Linked DNA regions of Mus musculus: regions 2, 3, 4 and 5 are each linked to region 1. The links are chromatin loops, found by intact Hi-C in ENCODE. Cell type or tissue: heart. All regions are shown on one strand. Region 1 has its middle 57 kb from the start of 6820426E19Rik. Region 2 has its middle 150 kb from the start of 6820426E19Rik. Region 3 has its middle 5.5 kb from the start of 6820426E19Rik. Region 4 has its middle 6.7 kb from the start of Gm9946. Region 5 has its middle 23 kb from the start of Gm9946.

The links. Peaks named below come from ENCODE experiments on the same cell type or tissue, not always from the same donor. Only the 100,000 strongest peaks of a DNase experiment are listed, where the experiment ranks them.
Region 2: a loop joins it to region 1, with 2.3 times the contacts of the local background. A loop is called at or near these places in 3 of 42 quality-filtered maps.
Region 3: a loop joins it to region 1, with 3 times the contacts of the local background. A loop is called at or near these places in 2 of 42 quality-filtered maps.
Region 4: a loop joins it to region 1, with 6 times the contacts of the local background. A loop is called at or near these places in 4 of 42 quality-filtered maps.
Region 5: it touches region 1 in a loop (2.4-fold over the local background); 2 of 42 quality-filtered maps call a loop at or near these places.

What each region holds. Positions count from the first base shown.
Region 1 is chr6:117,435,621-117,440,620 of GRCm38, reverse strand. No RefSeq gene overlaps it. Among named protein-coding and RNA genes, the nearest start is that of 6820426E19Rik, 57 kb to the left of the region's middle. In heart, a CTCF peak has its summit at 2,786; a DNase peak (open chromatin) is centred at 2,630.
Region 2 is chr6:117,344,786-117,349,785 of GRCm38, reverse strand. No RefSeq gene overlaps it. Among named protein-coding and RNA genes, the nearest start is that of 6820426E19Rik, 150 kb to the left of the region's middle. In heart, no CTCF peak of the experiment used is centred here; a DNase peak (open chromatin) is centred at 2,195.
Region 3 is chr6:117,487,202-117,492,201 of GRCm38, reverse strand. No RefSeq gene overlaps it. Among named protein-coding and RNA genes, the nearest start is that of 6820426E19Rik, 5.5 kb to the left of the region's middle. In heart, no CTCF peak of the experiment used is centred here; DNase peaks (open chromatin) are centred at 1,951 and 2,241; H3K27me3 peaks cover 656 bases.
Region 4 is chr6:117,550,492-117,555,491 of GRCm38, reverse strand. No RefSeq gene overlaps it. Among named protein-coding and RNA genes, the nearest start is that of Gm9946, 6.7 kb to the left of the region's middle. In heart, a CTCF peak has its summit at 2,974; a DNase peak (open chromatin) is centred at 2,941; H3K27ac peaks cover 1,122 bases.
Region 5 is chr6:117,580,552-117,585,551 of GRCm38, reverse strand. No RefSeq gene overlaps it. Among named protein-coding and RNA genes, the nearest start is that of Gm9946, 23 kb to the right of the region's middle. In heart, no CTCF peak of the experiment used is centred here; a DNase peak (open chromatin) is centred at 2,251.

The sequences.
Region 1 (5,000 bases):
GAAGGACCACACATCAGGAGACTTACCAGGAGCAGGGAAACTGGAAATATCATGAGCTAGAACTAGAGGCAACTAGATTTTTTAGAGCTAAAAATTACTATATCTAAAATGAAAAGTTTAATAGGTAGGCTTAATATAAGGTTGTGTGAGTTAGAATAGCTGTCAGTGACCTGGAAAAAGGACTATCCAAACTAAAACATAAAGAAGACTTCAGTAATGAAAGGCAGAGCCTCTTGGCTGAGAACTAAGCCAACATTGGCACAGTAAAGCCAGCAAGAGCTTGGACTGCCCCTGCCTGAAAGCAGACATTTGTCTCCTATGTCCTGATAAGTGGGCAGAATACTGAGAGGTGGAGAGGCAACGTATGTTACACGAGAAGTGACAGGAATGGAGAGTAAAGGTGCAAGCCTCAGATCATAGGAACTATTCAATTTCATGGGAAAAGTCAAATACTGATCAGTAGATTCTAGCCGCCTTAATGAACTGCTACAAGCCAAGTCAATGGGTGTGCTGATATGCTGTCTTCTTGGACAATTTTGATGTCATGTCCAAACTAATACATTTATACAGTGAAGAATTATGACGTTTAAATTCAGTAGCCTTCCTATATATAGATGATAGACAATAAGAAAGACATTAAGAAAGTTATACCATTCACATTAACCTACTATATGTCTGTCTGTCTGTCTGTCTGTCTGTCTGGGAATAAATAAAACCAAAGAAGTATTGTACCAAAAAAGTACAATAAAAAATGTAAGACACAAGACAAAGAAATTAAGATCTCCCATGCTCATGGATCGGTAGGGTTAATTTTGTAAAAATGGCTGTCCTAATAAAAGAAATCTACAGATTCAATGCAGTCCTTATGAAAATTTCAATGCATTTCTTCACAGAAACTGAAAACAAAAATCTTAAGTTTCATTTGGAAATACCAGAGACCCATTATAGCTGAAACAATCCACAACAACAACAGCAACAACAACAACAGCAACAACAAGAACAACTGTTGGGAGATGTCACCATCCCAGATCAAGCTGTACTACAGAGTCACAGTATTTTTATAAAGGCATAAACATAGGCTCATTGGTCAAGGAAATAGAATTGACTCATATATAAACTTTTGTAACCAGCTATAAGCTTTTCAATTTATCGTGATTTTTGAACCTTAGATAATGTATATGTAAAATAGGTATCATGTACTTTATGCCTGGAATTTAATGACTATCAGGTTGGAGCACACAGGACCCTCTATCCTGTTAGTTGTACTGAACTATGGCTTGAGGGTATAGAGCTGTTGTCTACCATCACAGAGAGCCTCTGACACCTGAAGATACACGCTCTAAACTCTCTGTTTATTCTGCAAAAAGATGGGGCTGGTCTGGCTTAGAAACAGCTAAAATGCCTAACAGTTCTGAGCTCCAGTATCCTTTGGAGTAAAACACAGGGCCATCTTCAGTATTATGAGTCTGTCCAGTTCAATGCCCTGCAGGTCCAAGTTCACAGACCTCATGTGGCAACATACTTATGCCATTTGGGGCCGACGTAGGGATATACATTGATTATATTTGAAAACCTAAGAAAACTGATATGCGGAGGTGGTAAGACATTATCTGTCAGGTTATACAACCTACCATCTGTTTACCCCATTCTTGCTCTCATGGCCCATGGCAGGCAAGCCTCTAACTACCTGGAATTCTAGTCCTAGCAATAAGCTGATCTCCCAATATGCTGTCCTTAAGCTTGTTAGATCCATAAAAATACAGGACAAAGCCCAAGTCAGTTTATGAGGATTTTGGAAAATCAAGTCATTCTGTACCCCATACGCTGATAGTCCCATAGTGCTCACCCACATGGCACTGCTCCTATAGAGCCTCTCCTGGCAGCCCCACCTTGGCTCTTAGTCTCATCCTCTGGGCCTATCAATGCTCAGATCCAGCTCTACACACCCCAGGATCACCCTGGAACACCACTGGGCCTTTATGCAAATGTGTGCTATTCAAAACATGGCATGGATGAGTTTGGCCCTGCCTTGAAGACTATGTTGTCCAGGAGAACATGAGGCACATGTTACACATCATGGCTGAGTTTGCCTGACCTCCCAAGGAGGACTTAGCATCAGGAAACCCCAGCTTGTTGGAGCCTGTGGGTCCCTTCATGCAACACCTTATCCATCCACGGCTATCATCAAAGTACTCACAGTCTTCATGTTCTCACCACTGCACATAGGCTTAGGGTTTGCTCACCCAGTCAGGAGAGGGAAGTGGATATAGCATCCCCACCCTTCCCAACTCCTGTCTCATGATGCACTGAGTAAGAAGCAGAAGAAGCAGAAGCAGAGACAAAGCCCCAGCCTCCAGGTCTCGGTTTCTTCCCAGAGTTCCTTGCTGCTCCTAGCTATGGCTTTCTCCCAGGGCCCAGGATCACTTCTGCAGAGGACAGCCCAGTTGCTTTGGTGCTCATTTGGCAAGTCTTCTGACAAAACTGGGGCCTGCTTTTTGGGCCTCCTGGCCAGGTCCTATTTTGAATCCTTGTTCCGGGTGAGGGAGTGGGTGCCTGCGCCTGTCCTGTTGACTGTGATGGCTCCGACTTGGGGCCTGCGTGGCTGTTGGCTTCCATTGTCCTCTCTCCAAGGGAGCCAATGATGCTATCACAGGCCCATTGTGTGCTGGGCGGGCTGCCAGGCGCCTGCTCCACACAGGGCTGTGCCACATCCCCACTTTCCTGGAATTCAAGGAGTAAGAGTCACACCAGCTCCTGATTCACTCCCCAGTTATTTCCAGCTTCGTTTTTTGGGCTCCCCCTATAGCAGTGTTTTCTCAGGAGCAAACTCTGGTGCAATGAAACTACAGAAAGTCCACATGCTGTACACGGGGTGTTTATCAAGAAAACAATTGTAGAAAAAGACTCTGCAACTTTGCCTAATAAAATTCCAGTGTGGGAAGGAGATGGGACTGACCACAACGAGGGTCAGGTTTCCTCAGAAATGCTGACTGACTGCATAAGGCCAAGGGTGATGCGTCCCTAGACACAGGCAATAGGTCATTACATGTCCTGTTGTTCACATAGCACTTTGCTAAGAACTGGAGAGACCTTTAAACTTCCCCTTAGGTAATGTATGAAGTACACCTTTAACTAGACTCATCTCTCTAGGAAAAAATATTTTAAAGCAACAGCCTAAATTTTGGTGGTGGACATTTTGGGGGTTGTAATTTTAGCTCCATTAAAATTGTAGGTTTAGTTAAGGGGAGTAGGGAGGCCCAGCCTGGTCAGTGGAGAGGGATTTGCATTGACTGACAGGTCCACCCTTCCAGATCACTCCTGGGTGGCTTCCCAGTGGACCCTAAGGCTAGCTTCCCCTCTTGAGAAGTGTCACATTTAAGAGAGGTTTTTTTCTTGCCTCTGTCCCCCAAGTTCTTAGTCCTCTCCTACGTCTTGGTAACTTAAACCCAAGGTGGATGATCAGGCCCTTGGAGCAGGCTCACCTCCTTGAGAGGGAGTGATGGGGATGAGGCAGACCTGTGGCCAAGCTAGGCTGGACCATCAACACCCTGCTTTGAAAACTGCGATGCCTGGAGATCCAAGGGTGGCTAGACAGATCATAGGAAGTCCAGAGATGTTGGAGTTGAACGATCCTTCCTCCCTTGGCTTGCCTATGGTGTTCAGCCCTTTGTAATGTTATTCTTCACAAACAGCTCAGGGGCATGTCACAGTGATCATGAGTGTGTCAGGGAGGTTTCACCACCTCAGCACATAAAAAATCCAAGGGCTTCCTGAATCAGAAAAGTGGGGAGCAAGGACATATGCATGGATATGAGGATACTTGCTTGAGCACCCCAGGGCCACCCCATCTTCAGCTATTCCTAATCCATACCTGTTCTACTTGCAGTCACTCCGTCTTCAGGCACACCCCTCTTGAAGCTATCCTCTACTTATAACCATCCCTCCACCTGCACCCATCCTCCCCTTTAGTGTTCCTCACTTGTACCCATTCCCCTACCTGCACCCATCCCCCTACCTGCACCTGTCCCTCATCCTCTACTTCCAATCATCATTACTTGCAGCCGGCTCTATCTGGGCCCACTTGGCTGGATGAACAATAGAGGGACTTCAGAAGAAGACACATTTCTTCTGCAAACTTCTATCCTGTGGCTTTAACAACTAGAAGAGCACAGGAACTTGTTTTAGAGGCATGTCCAGATGCTGATGTGTGACTCTCAGGCCCTGGGGCTCCACACTATCTGAATAACCACTTTCCTTATCCAAGGGGATGGAGAGCATGAACCTAGACCATTCATAGTCTCTAAGTGGTCCACTAGCTGACCCACCCCTAATGGTTTCCTTTAAAGCAGATTGGCCTTCTAACATTCAAGGGGGAAATAGTTACTTCTCTAAGCTTTCATTTTCAATAGTTCTGTAGTAAAAATCCCACTTTAATAAGCATAGGGCCAGTATAAAAATCCCCCAGTGAGCCATCCAAAAGAATACAGTCATGTTTCTTTCCAGTTTGAAGGTGAGGATGCTAGAAGGGAGTAGGGGTCTGGCAATGGGGGAGGGGGACTCCCCAGGTGCATATGAGTCTCTGTTTCCTCCTGCAGAAAAGGAGGATTCGATTCATATGACATGGGTGAGACTGAAGGACACTATATCCAGTGACCTAAGCTGGCCCCAAAGAACCTGTGACATACCTAGCATCCTCAAAATCAGAGCCAGAAGGGGGAGGCAACAGGAGCTGTAGGGTGGTGGTGTGGGAGTGACTGTTCCATGGGGACAGATGAAAAACACTTTAGACATTATTTAACATGTGAGTGAACTGAACTCTCAAATGTGGTAGGATGGTCTTATGTTATGTCTTTTCTTTAGCCATAATTTAAATAACAGAGGTGTGTGTGTGTGTGTGTGTGTGTGTGTGTGTGTGTGTGTGTGTCTGTGTAGGTGTTAAATTTGGCTTAGCCAGACCCTGCTTTACTGAGAGCTGTAGAAAATACCACAGTTCTCAATCT
Region 2 (5,000 bases), 91 kb after region 1:
CATACATTAGCAGCTAGCAGGGCTTTTTATGGCATCTTGTAAATTCTACTATCTTTCAGGTACACTTGAGAAAGATGTACATCCTACCACTGTTGGATGAAATAGATGAGCACAGTGTCTGGTGTGACTGAGTTGCTTACTGTGCTCTGCAGTCATCTTTTTCCCTGTTGCCCTAGTTGCTGTAAAGGGAGGCTTTAGTCCTGTGAGTTGTTATATTGAACTATCTATTTCTCCTTTCAGCTCCTATAGGTTTTCTTCAAGTATTTTAAAGCTATGATGTTAGGTGCATGAATGTTTATGTTTTTATTTCTTTATAGTGAATATTTTTCATAAATCACATTTATCATAGAGTATTTTTCATTATTAATTTTTGTCTTAGGGTGAACAGATTATTAGACAGATGTTCTAGTTGTTCTTCAGTTACTAAGCTTACAATACAGAGACAAAGTTTGGAGCTGTGATGAAAGGATGGACCATCTAGAGACTGCCATATCTGGGGATCCATCCCATAATCAGCTTCCAAACTCTGACACCATTGCACACACTAGCAAGATTTTGCTGAAAGGACCCAGATATAGCTGTCTCTTGTGAGACTATGCCGGGGCCTAGCAAACACAAAAGTGGATGCTCACAGTCAGCTATTGGATGGATCACATGGCCCTCAATGGAGGAGCTAGAGAAAGAACCCAAGGAGCTAAAGGGATCTGCAACCCTATAGGTGGAACAACATTATGAACTAACCAGTACCCCGGAGCTCTTGACTCTAGCTGCATATGTAACAAAAGATGGCCTAGTTGGCCATCACTGGAAAGAGAGGCCCATTGGACTTGCAAACTTTATATGCCCCAGTACAGGGGAACGCCAGGGCCAAAAAGTGGGAGTGGGTGGGTAGGGGAGTAGGGGAGGGGTATGGGGGACTTTTGGGATAGCATTGGAAATGTAAATGAGGAAAATACCTAATTAAAAAAAGAATACCCCCCCCAAAAAAACTGTTCCGGAAGCTTTACTTTCAAGCTTTATGTTATTATTGAACTTAAAATATGTCTTTCATGGTAGCATCTAGGTGACTGGTGTGACGCATACACATCTCTTCCTTCTTTAGAATCTTCTTTTGTGTCAAAACACTTTTAATTATATCATTTAATCCCTCTTGCATTTTATTTTGCTATATTTTATTGAATCAATTTTTAGAAGCTGAGAATTACAAATAAGATGTTGAATTAGTTTTAGTTTGGAAAAAAGAGAACACTTGAAAATTTGGTAGATGATGGTTGATAGTGGCACAAAATATGAATGAAGTTAAAGCCTTTGTAACAGTTGCCTTCTGCTGCTGTGATAAAAAACATTTTGACTAAAAGCAACTTAGAGGAAAGACAGGTTTATCTTGGCTCACAGCAGTGACTCTCAACCTTCCCAGTGCTGTGATCCTTTAATAGAGCTCCACATGTTGTGGTGACCCCAACCATAAAATTATTTTGTGGCTACTTCATGACTACAATTCTGCCACTGTTATGAATCAGAATGTAAATATATGATATGCAGTATATCTGATGTGTGACCTCCAAAGGGTTTCTGACCCACAGGTTGAGAACCATTGTCTTACAGGTTACAGTTCATCATCAAGGGAAGCTGGGGCAAGAACAGAAGAATAGGAAACCATGGAGGAACAGCACTTGCTGACTTGCTGGCTAGCTCACACTTTGCTCTATCATTCTTATATAGCTCAAGACATCTGCCCAGGGGATGATGCTACCCACAGTGAACTGGGCACATTGAGTTCAAATAACAATTACGATAATCCCCCACAGGCCAATCTTATCTATATAATTTCTCACTTGAGACTTTCCTTTCAGATGACTCTAGGCTGGATCAAATTGACAAGCAAAGCTAATTAGGCCTGCCACTGAACTTAGCTAACTTGAGTTATTATGACATGGCAACTATGTAAATCAGATTGAATCTTATTCTGTAAATTTCCTGTTGTTGATACTGTTTGCTGTTTGTTAGTGACTAAAATCTAGCTAACCTTTGGGTAGCTGGAGATTAGACAGATTTCCTTAAATGTCTTGAAGAAATAAGGCTTCCACTCTTGTCAAGCTATGTTAGGATATGTCTTCAGTGTCCCTGCTCCTGATAACTGTCCCTTGGGCCTCATTTAATGATTTCCTCTCAACAGTAGCCAAAGTTGAGAAGTTGGGTTCTTTTCAGGTCTCTCCTGGGTGTGTACCGAGCCCATACACAAAGCCTTCAGATTCCCAGAAATATGTCAGAGCTTTTCAAAGCCACTTATGGGCATCCCATTCTCCAAGTTTTCCTTTGAAATATTTTGGCTAGCCTTGCTTTTGCCCAACTATTGTTCAAGTAGCCAGGATGTTAAACAATTGAAATGATTTTTTTTTTCACAAATGCCTGGAGACAGGATTCTATTCATTGAGAAAGTCTTAAATTTGGTCAAATAAAAATAAACTCTTTAATGAAATTGTTTCATGGAGCTATCAGATAGGTGAGGTAGGAATGACAAGGTATTTGGGGCATCCAGAACCATCCTCATCTGTTATATCATAGAAGCTCCATGACATTTTCTGTATTTCCCACAGATCTGTGGCTTCTGGTTTCCGTAGTTAGTGAAGATTGGGAAGAGAAAATTAAAATGCTTTGAAAGATCTCTTTTTATTGAGTTCTAGGCATCTTAGATACCTGAAAAAGTCAATTTTGACATAGTTTTCCATGAGTAGAGGATTTTAGGATCTTGTTTTCTTCACAATTTTCCCAGGATAGGCATAAAATAATAATAGAATTGATCATTTATAATGAGATATTACCATCAGTAGACCAAGTTCTCCAATTGGCATGGTGGCACACACTGATAATTCCAGCATTCAGAAGGCCAAGATGGTTAGACTATAAGCTTCAGGTCAGCCAAGTCTATATGACCAGACCTTGACTCACGAATAAAAAAGAAACAATAACAACAAATTAAACTAAAATAATTATGAATAACATTTTAGTTTTCCGACACTGTAATTCAGTAGTAAGTAAAAGAAAAGAAAAAATATCACTAAGGATATTTGAGCAACATGAAGAACAGAATGATGGGTAGAATTTCATAGGATCCTGCATCTAATAGTAGCAGGAGACTTGTTCAAATACACATTGAATATTTGTAAGGGAAGACCATCTTTTGGGCTCAAGTACCAATATCTTTATAAGCATTTTTTTCTAGTGTTGAGACTTCTAAATTCTTTTTTCTTCATTTATTAGTTCTTCAAGATTTTTGTTCAATATATTTTCATCACATTCACCCTCTCCTCATATTTATCCCCCACTTTCCTACCCACCAAAATGTGCATACCGTTTCTTTAATTAATTAAATAATTAATTACATCTCAAATGCTGCTCCCTCCCACTCTCCCCTCACAGAGTTTCTCCCCCTATCTCCTCTCCCCTTTGCCTCTGAGAGAGCACCCCCTCCTTGGTATCCTAACACCCTGGTGCACCAAGTCTCTGCAGGATTAGGTGCATCCTCTCCCACTGAGGCCACTCATGGCAGCCCTCGGCTACATGTGTGCCTGGCGTCTCAGACCAGCCAATGAATACTCTTTGGTTGGTAGCTCAGTCTCTGGGAGCCCCAAGGGGTCCAGGTTAGTTGACGCTATTGATCTTTCAGTGGGGTCGCCATCTCCTTGTGGGTCTTCAATCCTAACTCTTCCTTAGGAGTCCCTGACCTCTGTCCAATGTTTGTCTGTGAGTAGCTGTATCTGTCTCAGTCAGCTGCTGGGTAAAGCCTCTTAGAAGGCTGCTATGCTAGGCTCCTGTCTGCAAGCATAACATAGCATCACTAATAGTGTAAGGGATTGGTGTCTGCCCATGGGATGAATCTCAAAGTAGGCTGGTCAGCCATTCCTTCTGCTCCATCTTTGTCCTTGCATTTCTTTTAGACAGGACCAATTTTGGGTCAACAGTTTTGTAGGTGGGTTGGTGTCCCTATCCCTTCACCGGTGGTCCTGTCTGGCTACTGGAGATGATCTCTTTAGGTTCCATATCCTCAACAGTTGGCATTTCAGCTAAGGTCACCTTCATTGACTCCTGGGGAGCCTCCCTCATCCATGGCCTCTGGGTCTTTGGGACTTCCTAGAGAATATCCCAACTCTCACCTCCAGCAGCTGCATATTTCCATTCATTCTCCTGGCCCTCTGGAACTCCGTCCTGTCTCTCCTTGGGCACATTAAATCTAATAGAAGAGCAAGTGGGAAACAGCCTTGAACACATTGGCACGGGTGAAAAATTTCTGAACACAACACTAATGGCTCAGGCTTTAAAGTCAAGAACTAATAAATAGGACCCCATGAAACTGAAAAGTTTCTGTAAGGCAAAGGACACTCAATAGGACAAAATTGCAGTCCACAAGTTGGGAAAAGATCTTCACTAACCCTTCATCTGACAAAGGTCTAATCTGCAAAATATATAAAGAACTCAAGAAGTTGGACTCCAAAAAACTAAATAACCCAATCAAAAATGTGGTACAGAACTAAACAAAGAATTCTTAACAGAGGAATCTTGAATGGCCAGAAAGTGCTTAAAGAAATGTTCAATATCGTTACTCATCAGGGAAATGCAAATCAAAATGACCCTGAGATTCCACCTTACACCAATCAGAATAGCTAAGATCAAAGACTCAAACAATGTTGCTGGTGAGGCTGTGGAGAAAGGAGAACACTCCTCCATAGCTGGTGAAATTGCAAACTTGTAAAACCACTCTAGAAATCAATCTGGTGGTTTCTCGGGAAATTGGATGTAGTGGAAATTGGATGTAGTTCTATCTGAATACCCAGTTATACCACTCCTGGGCATATACCCAAAAGATGCTCCACCATATCCAAGGACATGTGCTCCACTATGTTCATAGCAGCTTTATTCATAATAGTATTCTTCTTTTAACCCACCAAGTATAGTTTGTGTTGCTCATATATTCTTAGAAGTGTGGTCATCCACTGAAGCAC
Region 3 (5,000 bases), 52 kb before region 1:
AGCATGAGCAAGCTGTGTAACACTCTGTGCCTTCATCAAACTAAACTGTGGGAAAATTCAGCTCAGTCATTAAAGACATCACCAAAGGAATGCATTTGGGTTGATGAATGAGGCACTTTCTGCTTTCCAGGCAACAGGAGAAGAATAGAGATGACAACTAAGTTCCTATCACAGTCTCAGGAAAACATGCCCAGGCTCTGAATGAAGAAATAGCTCCTCTTAGGCCTTTAGTCTCTCCTGGTTTTAGCCCCCAAGTGCCTCTGTGATAGTCTGCAGGAGCACAAAACATTTTGCAGAGAATGGGGAGCTGGCACCAGGCTGCATCCCATTTGTGTTAGAGACTGGCTTTGGTTCCCAGCAATGGCACTCGCACACTGGGTGAAATGGCCAGCTCATGATGAGGCCCCATGTATTCCCACTTTCTCACCTCCATTTGTAAAAGTATATATCCAGCTCACTTTGTCCCTCCAGTCTAAAATTTATAAGCAATGAAGCATTCCCTTTGATCTGTCACTGAACAGAGGAATATCAGAAGTCACCTGCAGTGCACAGTGGACAATTGCCATCCAGACTCATGAGATGGAGCCTGTCTCTTTTTCTCCAGAACAATAGAATGTAGCCACCCATCATACAGCCTCCTGCTGGGGTAGAGCCTGCATCCCTTTCTCTTTAATAATAGAATGGATCCAATTTGCCTGAAACAGAATTGTCTGTTTCCAGCTTGCGGAAGCTGCTCCTGTCAAGGGGTTTGACCATCCTGTTGGAGAAGGGAGTCTGGTGAGTCAGGGGTCAAGCTAGCAACCAAAGGGGACTCTGGGCATTAGTGAAGCTGCCACCAAACCCAGTGGATCCCACAAAGCAATCTCTGTGCGCCAGCCACGTGTCCCAACAGCAGCCCCACTGCAGGCTTCAGGCTTCGGAGCAGCTGATGCTAATCATGCATGTTGGACTACTTACGGATTTCTCCAGTGCTGGGGGCTGGTGGAAACCCACATGCGAGCACATGTAGGGAGAAGGATGCTTGTCCTGTGTCCTTTCTAGTCCAATGAAGGGATAAACTAGCAAATAATTAAATGTGCATTTTTCTGTTTGCTTTAACAAATTTAAGAAAGCCAGATGTAGTGGTTTAACGCAATTAGCTTTCAGTTTGGTAGGTCAGAGGACCAAAACAGGCCTCAATGGGCTGAAGTCAGAGCATTGGAAGGGGGGTTGCTTCCTTAGGAAGTTTCAAGGGGACATGTTCTCATCCTCTCCAGCTCCTGAGAATCCCTGCATCCTTGATGCATGACCCTTCTTCTACTTCTGGGGGCCATCAGGTGTCTGACCTTCAGATCTCTTTCTGCCCTTCCCCAGCATCCTCTTTCACTCAGGGGGCCACTGCCAGCCTCACTGATGCAGCCCAGGATAACCACTTATAAAGTCTCTTGTGTTGTGTGAGGAAAGCATGTTTATCAGCCAAGAGTGTGTAGATTTTGGATGTGGTCTTCAGGGCCACGGAAGAACTACTGTGCTTGGATTCTTCATAAACTGGTTGTTCTTGTCTGACCTGCTCCCTCCTTTAAGATACTGCATCTGTCCCAAAGTGACCTTGACCCAGTGACAGGTTGAAATGTGGTATAAAAGCTCTGGCACAATGCCAGTCAACTCCAAAGAATCACTTCAGCCCAGAAGTCCCTGCAGAGCTGCATGTGAATTCTGTCTGCCTGCACCCTGGGCTTACTGGACATAGTAGGTTTGGGTGATTTTTGGTACACAGAGTTGACCCCTTCTGCCTTCACTCTACCACGTTCTGTTCTAAATTCAGTATAGTTCTCACCCTTCAGTCCTGGACAGCGGCCTTATGGATTACTCAGAGCTTCCTGGGTGCTGAGGAAGTGGGCCTGAGCACAGAGTGAGAGAAAGGCCAGGGGCAGAGTCTCTGAGGACATTTGTGCAGAGAAACCTGCTTGGTCTCTGCTGGTAATGGGCCAGAGATGCTCTGGCCTCCCATCTCCCATTTCCTGCCTCATCTGGTCCAGTACTGAGTGGTACAATGTCCTTGACCAGTTTCCTTTTGGAGCCCTGGCACTTTTCAGCAAGAGTAGTGGAGATAATGGCAGCCAACCCTGGTCACATTTGCTGCAAACAAGACCTGGCTTTATTATGTATTTTTATTTTTGCTTAGAGTTAATGTTTTGGTTTTTAGTTTTTACTAAACTCAAATCAGTTCCCCAGGATACGTTCCCCAGCCCCACCCAAACCTCAGATTCCTTCCTCTGGGCCTGATCTTTGTCCCAGTCCTTAGTGGAACAGGAGTTTGCCTTGCCAAAAGGTCTCCAGCTTTGGGCCAGGCAGCCTTGCAATGCTCCACCTTCCCCGAAGGACCCCCTAACTTCTCAAGGGGTTATCAGGATCTTTCCTAGACAATTGCCAGGGTCTTCAGAGAGAGAACCTTCTGAGAATTTTTTTTTTTTTTTGCCAAAGTCTTATAAAGCCCATGCTCATGCTGGAGTTGATGCATGTTCATTTTCTTACCTAGGTTGTTCTTATTGATTGACTTCTGCATTCGACTCTTCAGGCCATATGGAATACACACACACACACACACACACACACACACACACACACACACACACACTACACCATACACTTTGAAGTATCATTTTGGATGATTCTCTAGCCAGTGCTCTCCAACTCATTTGTTTTCCAATTCATTCATTTATGGTTTTTAACATTTCTCCTGCCGTCATGATGTTATATCCCCAGCAGCGAAGTACATGCACTTGGATTGCTTTTTCCTGGCCAAGCTGTCTGTGCAAAGAGCCATCAAAAACATGCTGGGCCCAGGAGGGGCTGGGACCTTGGCCAAGGAGCCCCTCATGGTAGGGCAAGCAGGTCCCAAGGAAAACCACTGGACTCAGCCAGCCAGATTTCAGTGAGATGACACATGTCATTCAGCAGTCCTGACGGAACATCTATGGGGAATCCCAGATCCTCTGCATGCGGGTAGGTGTATAACAGGATGCAGAAATAGGTTTCTTAGGACAAAAGGCAGCCTGTAGACAAGGAGGGGTGGCAGTGGGGGCTCCAAAGAAAACTCCAGTCATGAAGACCAAATACCTTCCCATTATGGTGGTTACTATGGGGGTTGGGGACAGAACAGAACAAAAATGACATGTGACCAGGAGGATATGATGAAGCCAGAGTCCTTATGTCTTGCTGATGGAAATGAAGCAACCATCATAGGTGGACAGTATGGCAGTTCCACAAAAATGAAGCACAGAGTCACCACACTATCTAGCACTTCCACTGGATTTGTCCCAAGTAGTTAGAAGTGAACATGTTAGGAGAACTTGATACCCATATTCATAGTAGCATTGCTAACAACAGCCATAGAGTAAGACCAACCCAAGAGTCTATAACCCGTGAAGAGTTAAGCCAAAAGGTGGTTCATAAATGCTTGTTCTTAAAAACAAAGGAATCCTGATACACAGTTCAACAAGGCATTATGCTGTTGGGAATAAATCAGTCCCAGAAGGTCTGTCAGCCCATTGCTCTGCTGCAGCTAGAATAGTCAAATTTATTGAGACTAGGGTGGAACAGTAGAGTCCAGAGACTAGGCCAGGAGCAAAATTGGTTATGTTGCCAGCACAACATCATGCATGTATTTAAATAAATGGTACACTTTAAACGGATACAAACAAAAGAATGCATTAAGAGAGAGAAGAGGTCAAGTAAAACTATGTCTCCAACAGACCCAAAGACTCATCCCCTGGAAAGGAAGAGACCATTGCAAAATCAAGCCATCTGGATGGAAGGCATATTGCAGCACAACAAGGCCAACCGGGTGCTAATGCACACAGGAAGCCGTGCTAGGCATCCTTAAAACTCTTGGGGTACATGTTCCCATTGAGTGGCCTTCTGTGAGGGAAGCATCAAAGAACAGGAAGAAGTGCGATGAAATCTAGCCCAGCAAATCAAAACTACTCTGAAGTCACCCCCAACATCCCAAAGGCCAGAGAAAAAAGCAGAGGCATCCACTAAAGAAATCCACACCAAGTAGCCAGCAGCCAAGTAGCAAGACCTCTACTGAAGGAAGTGCATGAGACAGAGGGAGTTAACTAGATGTTCTTCAGTTGAGGGATGGATAGTAAAAATGTGTTACGTATATATGGTGGAATTCTATTAGGCTGTAAAACAATGAGAATCATGAAATTTGCAGGTAAATGGGTGTCACTGGAAAATATTGTATCAGAGAAGGTAACCCAGTGCCAAAAGAACAAACAATGCCGCATGCTCTCTAGTTTTTTGTTTGTTTCTTTGTTGTTTGTTGTTTTTGTTTTTTGTTTGTTTGTTTATTTGATCCTAGCTCCAAAGAAGATAACTTGAAAAAACATACATGGTCCAGGGAAGTAGAAAGGAGCTGTCCTGGAAGGTGGGAGAAGGCACTCTATAGAGAAGGACAGGACACAGGTGCTGTGGAGGAAGGAGGGGACAGGTTGGGGTAATAGGGAGGGAGAGGAGAGTGGGGGGGGGATAACACTAAGGATGTTTGAAAACCCATAGCGAGACACACGCGCGTGCGCACACACACACACACACACCCCTCCTTGAACAGTTGTTTAGGGAGGGTTCTAGAGACTCCGCAGATAAACCAGGCTATTGCCAATGGCCCTGGTGGCTTCCCAGAAATGAAAGGTGAGACCTTATTGCTGAAGATGCCACACGCTTTGCACACAGGATCTGGAGGAATGAAGCTGGAACCGACCTAGAAGTCTCCTCTCTGAGGACTAGCTCTCATGGAATCCAAAGATGCTACACAAGTCAACAAGCAATCAAAGCATCTTTACAGTTCTACCCAGCAAAAGCCTATGAGCAACAACAGTGACCAGGCCCATGAGAAAGTCACAAAGGTGCAACAGTGACACTCTAATCTTGGGGTAATCAACAGCTATTTGATTGGACTTAAGCTCCACTCAACAGGGAGCAATTCATGGCTAACACGATAAACCTAGCCAACC
Region 4 (5,000 bases), 110 kb before region 1:
GGTGCCATCTCTGGGCTGGTACTCTTGGTTCTATAAGAGAGCAGGCTGAGCAAGCCAGGGGAAGCAAGCCAGTAAAGAACATCCCTCCATGGCCTCTGCATCAGCTCCTGCTTCCTAACCTGTTTGAATTCCAGTCCTGACTTTCTTTGGTGTTGAACAGCAGTATGGAATTGTAAGCTGAATAAACCCTTTCCTCCCCAACTTGCTTCTTGGTCATGATGTTTGTGCAGGAATAGAAACCCTGACTAATACACAAACCAAACCAAGCAAGCAAGCAAGCAAACAAACAAAAAACCCCAAATTCAATGAGGAGCAAAGCAGATGACATTTGACTCCAACTTTGCCTTTGAAACAGAAAGCTGACATTAACCAATCAGTCTCTGCAGAATCAAGATGAAGCAAAGAACTGTAGGTCATATGAGGCCACCAGGCTAAAGGAGAGATGTTTAGGCCAGTTAAAGGGAAGGTACTCAGGCCAGGTTAAAGGGGAGGTGTCCAGGCAAATCTGGGGGTATGTTACTCTACAAAAGCTGCTGTTGAAAATGAAAATGAGTCTTACTCCAGCACCTGCACGGGTGTCTTTTGGCTACATTGCAGCAGGCAGTAGACGTTTGTATACGTACTCTCAAAACTATATACCCTACATGAGTGCCTGGAAAAACTAGCCTTACTTGAGTTAGATAAGCCAATTGAGTGAGGCATCAAAACACCAAACTCAAGAGTGGCGGATTCATGGTCTAATGAAAAACAAACAACTCCTTCCCCCAAAACGAAACAAAAAGTCATGAAACAAAATTAATTCTCAATATTATATTAAAACATAATAAAATGCCTAAATTTTTGAAACTGATCTCATGCTTTAAAATCATTAAATTAATAATAATAACTGTACTTCAAATACCACCACCAGCAAAAACTGAGGATTAAGTGGCCAGAGAACAAGGCAGCACAGAATATTCTTTATAATTTAGAGAAAACGGTCAATTGACATCACTTTATTTTGATAATAAGAATTAGATGAAATGGATTTGAATGCATATCCATTAAGCATCATTAATAAAAGAATAAAAAAAGTAGATATAATTTTCAAAATCACAAAGGAAAAGTCAGAATGAAAAAAAAACCTGGCATATGAAAAGGTCTATTAGAAAGGAAAATAAAATAGCAGAAATAAAACCAAGTATATGAATCCTGTTACGAAAATGATTATGATGAATTTTCATCTTGAATCAGAGAATTTATATTAGGTTAAAAAAATCTAATAATTGCATTAGTGTGCCTAGTCAATCCAAAAATACTAAGATAAGGCAATAGGAAAAGATACAGTGGGTGAATTCAAATACTAGGAGAGCAACAGCCGGGCCCTGAACAGGGGACAGAATGGGACTCATGGTTGACTTAGTCAATATAGTAACCATGTTAATTTATTTAGCTAACAAAAGGATCACCAATGGCACTGTAACTTTGCATTCTTCACTGGTGAGTATAAAGAATTGAGTGTAGTTAATCAGAGTTTAGAAAACATGAGAAAGGACTGATACTATAGTGAGGGTGACAGATCAGGTGGACAGAAATAGTAGGTTCAAACAGCATCAGCCACTTGTATAGCCCGGATGGGGAATACACAGCTTCTCTACATCCTCATGGAGCCACATCCTCACGGAGCCACATCCTCACGGAGCCATGTCCTCAGGACATGAATTCCCCCGAGTAACTACACTCCCACCAGTGCCCAGCTTTGGCTCACAAAGACCAGCCAGTGCTTTTGCAAGGTCCTTGGGTGAGGGCTATTGTCATAGGATATTAATGGAGTCTGTGATGAGCATGTCACACGATATGAGGCTGTCAGCATGCACTCAAAAGAGAAGCAGAGAAGCCGGGGACTAGTCACGAGTGCAACTCAACCCCTATACACCCGTTCTTCCGTAGCCATGGGGTTCCCCAGCACTGATGCAATCAAATGGAGTTAGTGTCGCCAATAAGTAGCGTCTCCAGTTTGAGCAGAGCATTGGTTTCCATAGATTCTCACTCCCTCTTGGGTTCCAGGCATGTGGATGTGTTTCTGAATGCTGCTGCCATGGTGTGTGTGTGTGTGTGTGTGTGTGTGTGTGTGTGTGTGTGTGTGCCACTCTCAAAGGCCCCTGTTTAGACGAAGGGATCTTCATTGTAAGTCCTAAACAGTCTTGCAAACACACCCTTGTCATCTAGGCAGGTGCTGGTACTCAGCAGTGAGACCTTTGCAAAGTGATGTCTCACAGCCACAAAGGAGCTAGCTCAAGGGAACGTAAACACCCAACATGCAGTGTGTTGTCAATTAGATTTAGCTTTTTCTAGAGTGCTTTTTTTTTTAATGCAACGTATGGGGTGCACACCTATGAAATAAAAATCGACTTGGCTTAGCAGCAAGCTTAGAATATGATTTCAGGAGTGAGGTGCACTCAAAATGTGACCTGCACGATGTGGTCCCCAGCCCCTTTTTGATACGTGGAAAATGTAAAGATAGACTGCTTTGTAAGCTGCCCATGTAGCATCTTGACAATTACTGGGACTGTGTCTTAAGGGAGCTGGCCTGTCCTCATCTACTTAGTTGAGTCTGACCAGGAAGACTGAGGACCAAAGGTACCTGCAGTTGTTCGAGCCCCACTTGTCACCTGCTATTGAGAGTGACCTTCACCTCTGCCCTGCCTCTCCCCTGGAGAGGCTTGTCTGGATTGACATATGCACACAATCTCATTGTTAGCTCTGTTTGATTTAAATTCATATTGGCTATTTGCAACCATATGATTTCATTCCACACAGCAGTGAAACTTTTTTCTCCAAATATGGACTCCCTGAGTGGTAATGAATAGAGTGGCCTGGGCAGAGGAAACGCAGCCTCCTCCCCGGGTTATTCCAGGGGAAGCCTGGAAGGAAGCAAGCCTTGCTATTTCAGGAAAGCTGATGGGTGCTGCAGCCCAGGCTGCACTGCAGGGCTGGGGCTGGGCGGCAGCTGTGCTCCATCTCAGCTTCAATAGACGGGAGCTGCCAGGTTTACATTGTTTAAACACTTAACTAAATTAGCCATGAAAAGAAGGATGGGAGGAGCCCGGGTTTGTGAGGGAATTCAAGCCTTTCTCTGGCTTCACACATTTAACCACACATACACAGCATGGGATTGCTGGTGGCCAGAATATCTAATTAATATGAGCTCTGGGTTCACAGAGAGATGCTGCCTGAAAGAATAAGGCAGAAAGTAATAGAGTGGGACATCCAATGCCCTGGCCTGGCCCCTGTGTGTGCCTATAGGTATGTGCCTATAGGCGAGCATGCATGCACACACTCACATACACACCACCCATACCACACACACACACTCACACACACACACACTCACATCATGCCCCCAACCCCCAAACACACCCTTACACCCTCTCACCCCCCCACACACACAAGAGAGAGAGAGAGAGAGAGAGAGAGAGAGAGAGACAGATTTTTTTTCAAAAAATTTCCAGATGAAATCTGTAAGACATGGTGTGCACCTTATAGCAAGCTGAAAAGAAAAAACCCAATAATAATAACAAAGATGGCTGCTTCTGGAAGCTGTACCTTCTGGTGACAGGCCAAGGCTCTAGGGATCTGGGCTCACAGGCTGAGCCGAGTGCTGGTGCCACACTTCAGCTCATCAGTGAGGGCTAGCCTGGGCAGCTCACCAATGAGGGCTAGCCTGGGCAGTGAGTTGGAAGCCTAAGGATGAGAAAGCAGGGACTCCAACACGGTGGATAAAAACACTCAAATGAAGGTCGAAGCTGGTGGGTTGAGTGCTCTGAAACACTGAAGGCTCTGACCTGCTTACTGGATTTTTGGTTTACCTACAGCTATCCAGAAGACAATTGATGTAAGAAGGCCAAGTGCGGGCTTTCTCAGTTAAGATTGTGTCTAGTGGATGTCCATGGAGCTCTGTTGTTGAACTTACAGTCTATCATATGTTAATCAAAAGGTTGACTGGAACCACTGGCATATTTATCTGTCATCGATTGACTTCAACCAGGAAGCATGGGGGCAAAAGGTCCTACAGTGGCTGCAGGGCCACTTAAAATATGAAGCTATATGTGAAATGACAGAGTCAGGAGTGGACATAAACTTCAACATGGTAAACTGAGTAAAGGGGAAAAGGCGCTGCTTCCAAGAGTATGGAATGTATGTGTGGAAGAGTCTAAAGTTCAAGTCCACACATACATTCCATGAGAAAAGTATGTATGGGAGACCCGTGTCCAGTAGAGGCAGCATGCAAGAACATGGTGTGGCTGAAGCAAAGTGACTGATGGTCAGGAAGGGCCAGGGCGGGCTCCCTGGAGCAGCGCCAGCAGAAGTTGATCCGGCTCCCTCCAGTCCAGGGTAGTAAGCCCTGTGCCACTGCTAGACCAGCCCTGGGCCATTCATTGCTAGACCCTCCCTGGGCCGTTGTGAGACATGCCCTGGGCCATTGGGAAACATGTCCTGGCCCATGGATGAGGCGTTTCTGGTACCGTGAGTGGCAAATAGATAAGTCCCTCCCACAGAACTCAGGGAAGGGCCTGATCTGTTCAGTCCTCTTTCAGAAACACAAAAACCGCTTCCTCTGAATCACGACACGATCCTAGGTGGGAAACTTTCAACCTTCAGCCTGGGAGTCTTTCTAGGGACTGAATCTTGCTGAGGTGATGAGGGCATTTTCCGGCTCCAGTCTGTCGGCTCCCGTCTTCTGTGCTGAGGCCGGCCTCTTGGGACCTGACACCTGGACAGGTGTGCAGGATCCATGGTCCACGCCCAGAGCATCAGCCTTGCGGATGTGTGCTCTCAGCTCCAGATTTGGAGGCCCCACGGCACTTGTTTTGGGGGTGGCAATGGAATCGTGTTAGCACTTCTAGGGCTTAGGCTGGGGAGACTTGCAGAGCTGTGTAGTCTCTGCTTGTTTCTCAGTGAGAAGCTAGGCTAAACCCCGTACTAGATGTAGATAGTGGAAACCCAGTGTGAAACGGATT
Region 5 (5,000 bases), 140 kb before region 1:
CTTGTACTCTACCTTTCCCGTGAACGTCAGCTCGGCCATGGGCTGCAGCCAATCAGGGAGTGATGCGTCCTAGGAAATATAACTCTCCTAAAGAGGGAAGGGGTTTCGGTTTCATTATTGAAGGGGCTTTCGTTTTTGGGGCTGGGCGCTGGGCGCTTGCCCTCCTGGCTCCCAAAGATGTAAGCAATAAAGTTTTGCCGCAGAAGATTTTGGTTTGTTGCGTCTTTCCTGGCCGGGGAAAGTTTTTCTGTATCCTGCAACTGTGACAGATAGTTTTGCTGAGTTAAGCGGTTTAGGTTTCAATCTCTGGTTCTTTCTTAAACTTGGGGTGCATTGCTGCGGGCTCTTCCAGACTTAAAAGATCCCACTGAGAAATAGTTGTTCTGATGAATTTTCCTTTATGTGTGGAATTTTGTTTTCTCTTTTTTTGCTTTCTGTGTCCCCTCTTTGTTCTGTATATTTAATGTTTTCACTATAATATGCCATGGGGAGTTTCTTTTCTGGACATGCCTAGTTGGTCTACTGTCTGTCTTGTATTTGTATGGATATTTTACCTTAATTTAGGGGAATTTTCTTCTAGGACCACATTGAAGATCTGGTCTGTGTCATTGATCTAGGATTCTTCTCCTTTAGCTATGCCTTTAATTCAAAGATTTGATCATGCGATGATGTCCCACACTTCTTGCATGTCTCTTTCAGTAACTTTTTCCATATTCTTTGCTTGAGTGGTCCTATCCCTCTACTTTGTCTGCCGTATTGGAGCCCCTTGAGTTTTCTAATTGGGTAATTGAGGTTCTTTTTTAGTTCCATCTTCATTTCATCTCACGTGCTCTTCACTAGTTCTCTTTACTGAGTACAGTTTTCACATCTTGAGTCATCTTCCTCATTTATGTCAGCTGTATATTTGTGTTTTCTTGGCCACCGCTCAGGCGTTAATTTTTATCCCCTTTAAGTCCATTGAGCTAGTTTTCATGTCTTCTTTGAACTCATTGACTTCACTGACCTGCATGAGGCTAGTTCCATCTGCCTATATAGTCACCTATGATTTTTATGGAGCAGGTCATGGGCTGTCAATCTCTAGGGGGCATCAGAAAAACTACAGAAATGGAATAAAAATCTCTCATCAGGACCTTGGCCTAGGACTCCGTGGCCTTTCTGATCTTCTAGATGACATGGGTATGTATCAAAGCATGACCAGGTGTTGGTTGCTAATATGTCTATGGAGCAGGCTGGTCACTTGCACACATAGAACTGCAAGCAGACTCTTGGAACAGCCCAGATTCAGCTGCTGCATCTCTTTGGGGCCTGATTCAGAGTGTCAACTCAAGCTGTCTGTATAGATTTCAAATCCTATCTTCTGCCATTTTACTTCCACTGGTCTGGGGAGAGCGCTGGCCTCAATACTGTTGTAGCTCTCTGGGTCTTCATGACATGTGGGCAGGGGCTGGGCTCAGGAGAATGCCTAACTCCCACAGATACTATGATTTTTATGTTGATTTGTTCTTGATTTTTGTTTGTTAGTTTGTGTGTGTGTGTGTGTGTGTGTGTGTGTGTGTGTGTGTGTGTATGTAGTGCTAGGGAGTTGAACCTCAGGCTTCCTGAATGCTAAGGAAGTGCTCTGGTCTAGGTGCCACCTTTATTCAGCTTTGCTGCTTGGGACAACTTCATTCTTGACCTTACACTTTTGGAAACTGAACCAAAAGTACTGAGAAGGGTGACACCCCCCACCCCCAGCACCTGTAGTTATTCTGAGGAAGCTTTCATTATGGTAGAGAGAAGGTATTTCCTACAAGTCAGGTTTTGTTTTCACATGTATGCAGCATGCACAGATATCTTAGCACCCAGACAGACAGGCAGAGGAGGCCAACTTCAATGAATGGACACACGTCCACAGGATCCAAGAACAGGCTGCCTTCAGCGAGGCTGTGAGCAGTAATGTTGTTTCAACATGACTTGTTTTGAGTTTATAGCCCTCTTACCCAGGGTGGCAGGTCTGAGTGTCTGAGGGTAAGCCCCTTGGGTTTAAAGTATGTTAGTGGCCCTTGGCACTTGTGGAGAACCGTTGTTCTCGTGAGCAGCGTTCAGTTTCCACCTGTTATTGTGCATTCATTCTCAGGGGCCGAGGCTAGGGGAAAATCCAAGAGCAAAGGAAGCGATCTTTTCTATGTGAGGCAGACGTGCTCCAAAACCACATAGGGCGGTGCCTTGGCCAGTACGGCATGGGGCCTGCCAATGGCATAGTGGACCCTGGAGGCTCGTTGACCTGCTGACTTCCCCGAGGCCACACCCTTCCGACTCAAGTAGACTTCCTTTGTGTTCTGGCCTTAGAGTTCAGAGCTGAGCTGAGGTTGACTAAGAGCCAGAGAAGGGAATCCATGGTCACTCTAAGAGGCCTGTGTCCCAGGGCAGTGTAAATGCCAGGGTCCATGTTATCCAAAATTGGTGTTCTGCTCCTGTGGCTCTATCTTTTCCCTCCTGGGCCCTGTGGGATCATCATGGTTTCCATCAGCGAGAGGCCAGGAGGAGGCAAGAATGGGGTATGACCCTATTTAGACTCACTGAAGGTTGTGGTATAGCTAGCTGCTCAGCGCTATGTGGGTGCAGCGATTGGGGAACTCTCCGTGCCTGTGCCATGCCAGCTTTGTACCGAGACTTGTTCTCACAGGTCATTTCCTTGGGACAGTGGTTAGAGTCCAGGAATGGTAGCAAAGGCTATCTCTGCTCTCGGCTCTCTTCTAACGCTCAGAGCCACTGAGATGGAGAGGCACCTCCTCTTTATCTCTGTCCTTACTCATGTGGGGTGCTAAGGTGTAGAAAGAGTCTTACCAGGGCACTGGGCTGTTATTTATTTCGTGTCTCAGGATACTACCAGAATTTTTAAAAAATTGGTGATACTGGGCTGGCAAGATGGCTTAGTGGGCAAAGGTGCTTGATAGCAACCAAGTCTAATGACCTGGGCTTGATGCCTAGAGCCCATGTGGTAGAAAGAGGGAGGACTGACTCAAGTTGTCCTCTGACTAATGCTCCAGCACTCATGTACCAACACACAAATATATAGAATGGTGAGAGATTAGTGGTACCATACTTTCTTTGTTACAGCAGCCAATATCATAATGACATCACTGAGGATACTCCTCACAATCCTCCAATAAGGAACACTCTTCTCTTAGGGTGTAGAATTTACATTTATTTCCATACAGATTACATTTCTTTAAAATCCATATATGAAATTACTGGAGAATATCACATGAGGACCAATAAGAGGCTTCATGCTGGTAAACAAGTTAAAATGCAATTGGAATTTTATTAAGTTATATTTGATATAAATATAAGGCTAATTTCATAATTATCACTCCTTTATCTTTTAAAGACAAATATTGCCCAAATATTCATGTTCTCCACCAGATAAAGAACACAAAGGCAGGGCATTTAATTTTGAGGTCCTTTTTCAATTGTCTCATATAGTGAGCTTACAATGATGACTTAAGCATCCCTCTTTTCCTCTTCAATATAAACACCAGCAATGTTACATCTGAAAAGTTCTTGCCCATGGATACCATTGTTTCCTTAATAGCCAGCTTGCCCCTGGGCTCCTGCTTTTCAACTTAAGTGGGAAGGGCTTTAAAACTATCTTCCAGAGAATGGTTATTTCTTCTATTTGGAGACCTGTCAAAGAGTTAAACCTTAGAGCCAGGGTGAGGCTGCAGGAGAGCAGGCCTGGGCTGGAGTGCTGACTGGTGGTGTTTGTGAGGGACTGACCTCCCTGGGCCACAGATGCTTCATCTGGGGGGAGGAACTAGCATTAAGTCACCCAGACTGGGAATCTGCTTGGTGCCTCCTGGGTCCCTGGAACTTGGCAATGAAGGTGCTGAGGGGGAGCCGAGGGTGTCAACAAGAAGCAAGTGAGTCACCATAGGTTGGGACAGGCACCCAGAGGAAACAGAACAGTGACAGAGGATAGGATGTACTGTAGACACCGTTGTCAAAAGACCTCATCGAGGGGGTGACAATGGAGCTGATTGTAACTTAATCCTGATTGTGACATCCTGGAGATGATGAGCGTAAACATAGGCTGGTCACAGAGGAGGAGGTATACAAAAAGAACTAACAGCGTTGGGGTCAGGGACAAAGCCATGGTTAGGATCTAGGGGCTGGGCTCTTATATATCCTAAGAGTCTGTCATGCACAGCTGATTCTAAAGTTTTTAAGGGGCCCACTCTATTATTATACAGACGACTCCACCAGCATGAAGTGTTCTGCACACCTGGTTTCTGAGACAGTGGAAACAAATTTCAAGTCATGAATTCCATTGTGGACCAAATTTTCTGGATTGGCCTATTACATTGGTTTCAAATTAGATGGCTATCAAACCATTTTGGCTCTCTGTTGAGTTGATTCAGCCAAGAAATTAGCTCACCTCCTGACTTGAAAGATGAGAAGCAAGTAGTGGTTGCAGGCCAGAGGCTTGCAGAAATCTTCCAAGGCCAGGTGGCTTTGGTAGCAGCGTTGAGACTTAGCTGTTAAAGGCCTGCTCTCCAGGCAGTGGTACCCCTGAGAGGTGACTGGATTCAAGGAGGATGCTATCTGCATCAATGGGCAAATCTGGTGATGAGCTCATAGTGGAACTGGCTCTTAGGAAGTGCAGCCAAGTTGAGGAAGTAGGTCACTGGAGATGGGACCTTTGAAAGGTTTTGTCTTTATCCCCAGATACTTCTTTGTTTTTGTTCTCTGCTCCCTGGATGCCTCCGGTGAGTAGCTTTCTTCCGTGTGTGTCTGCCACGATGTTCTATGTCACCATAGGACTAATAACAATGGACTCATGGGCTGCTGAGGCTGAGACCAGAAACCCAAATAAACCTTTCAGACCTTAAGATGATTTTTTTCCTGATATTTTTTCACAACAATGAAAGATAGACCACTGGAATGTACTCTGCACCCTAGGCGTCCTCCATCTTTGTCCTGAAGAGAATACTAGAGTGGACCCATTACATTGGGCTTCC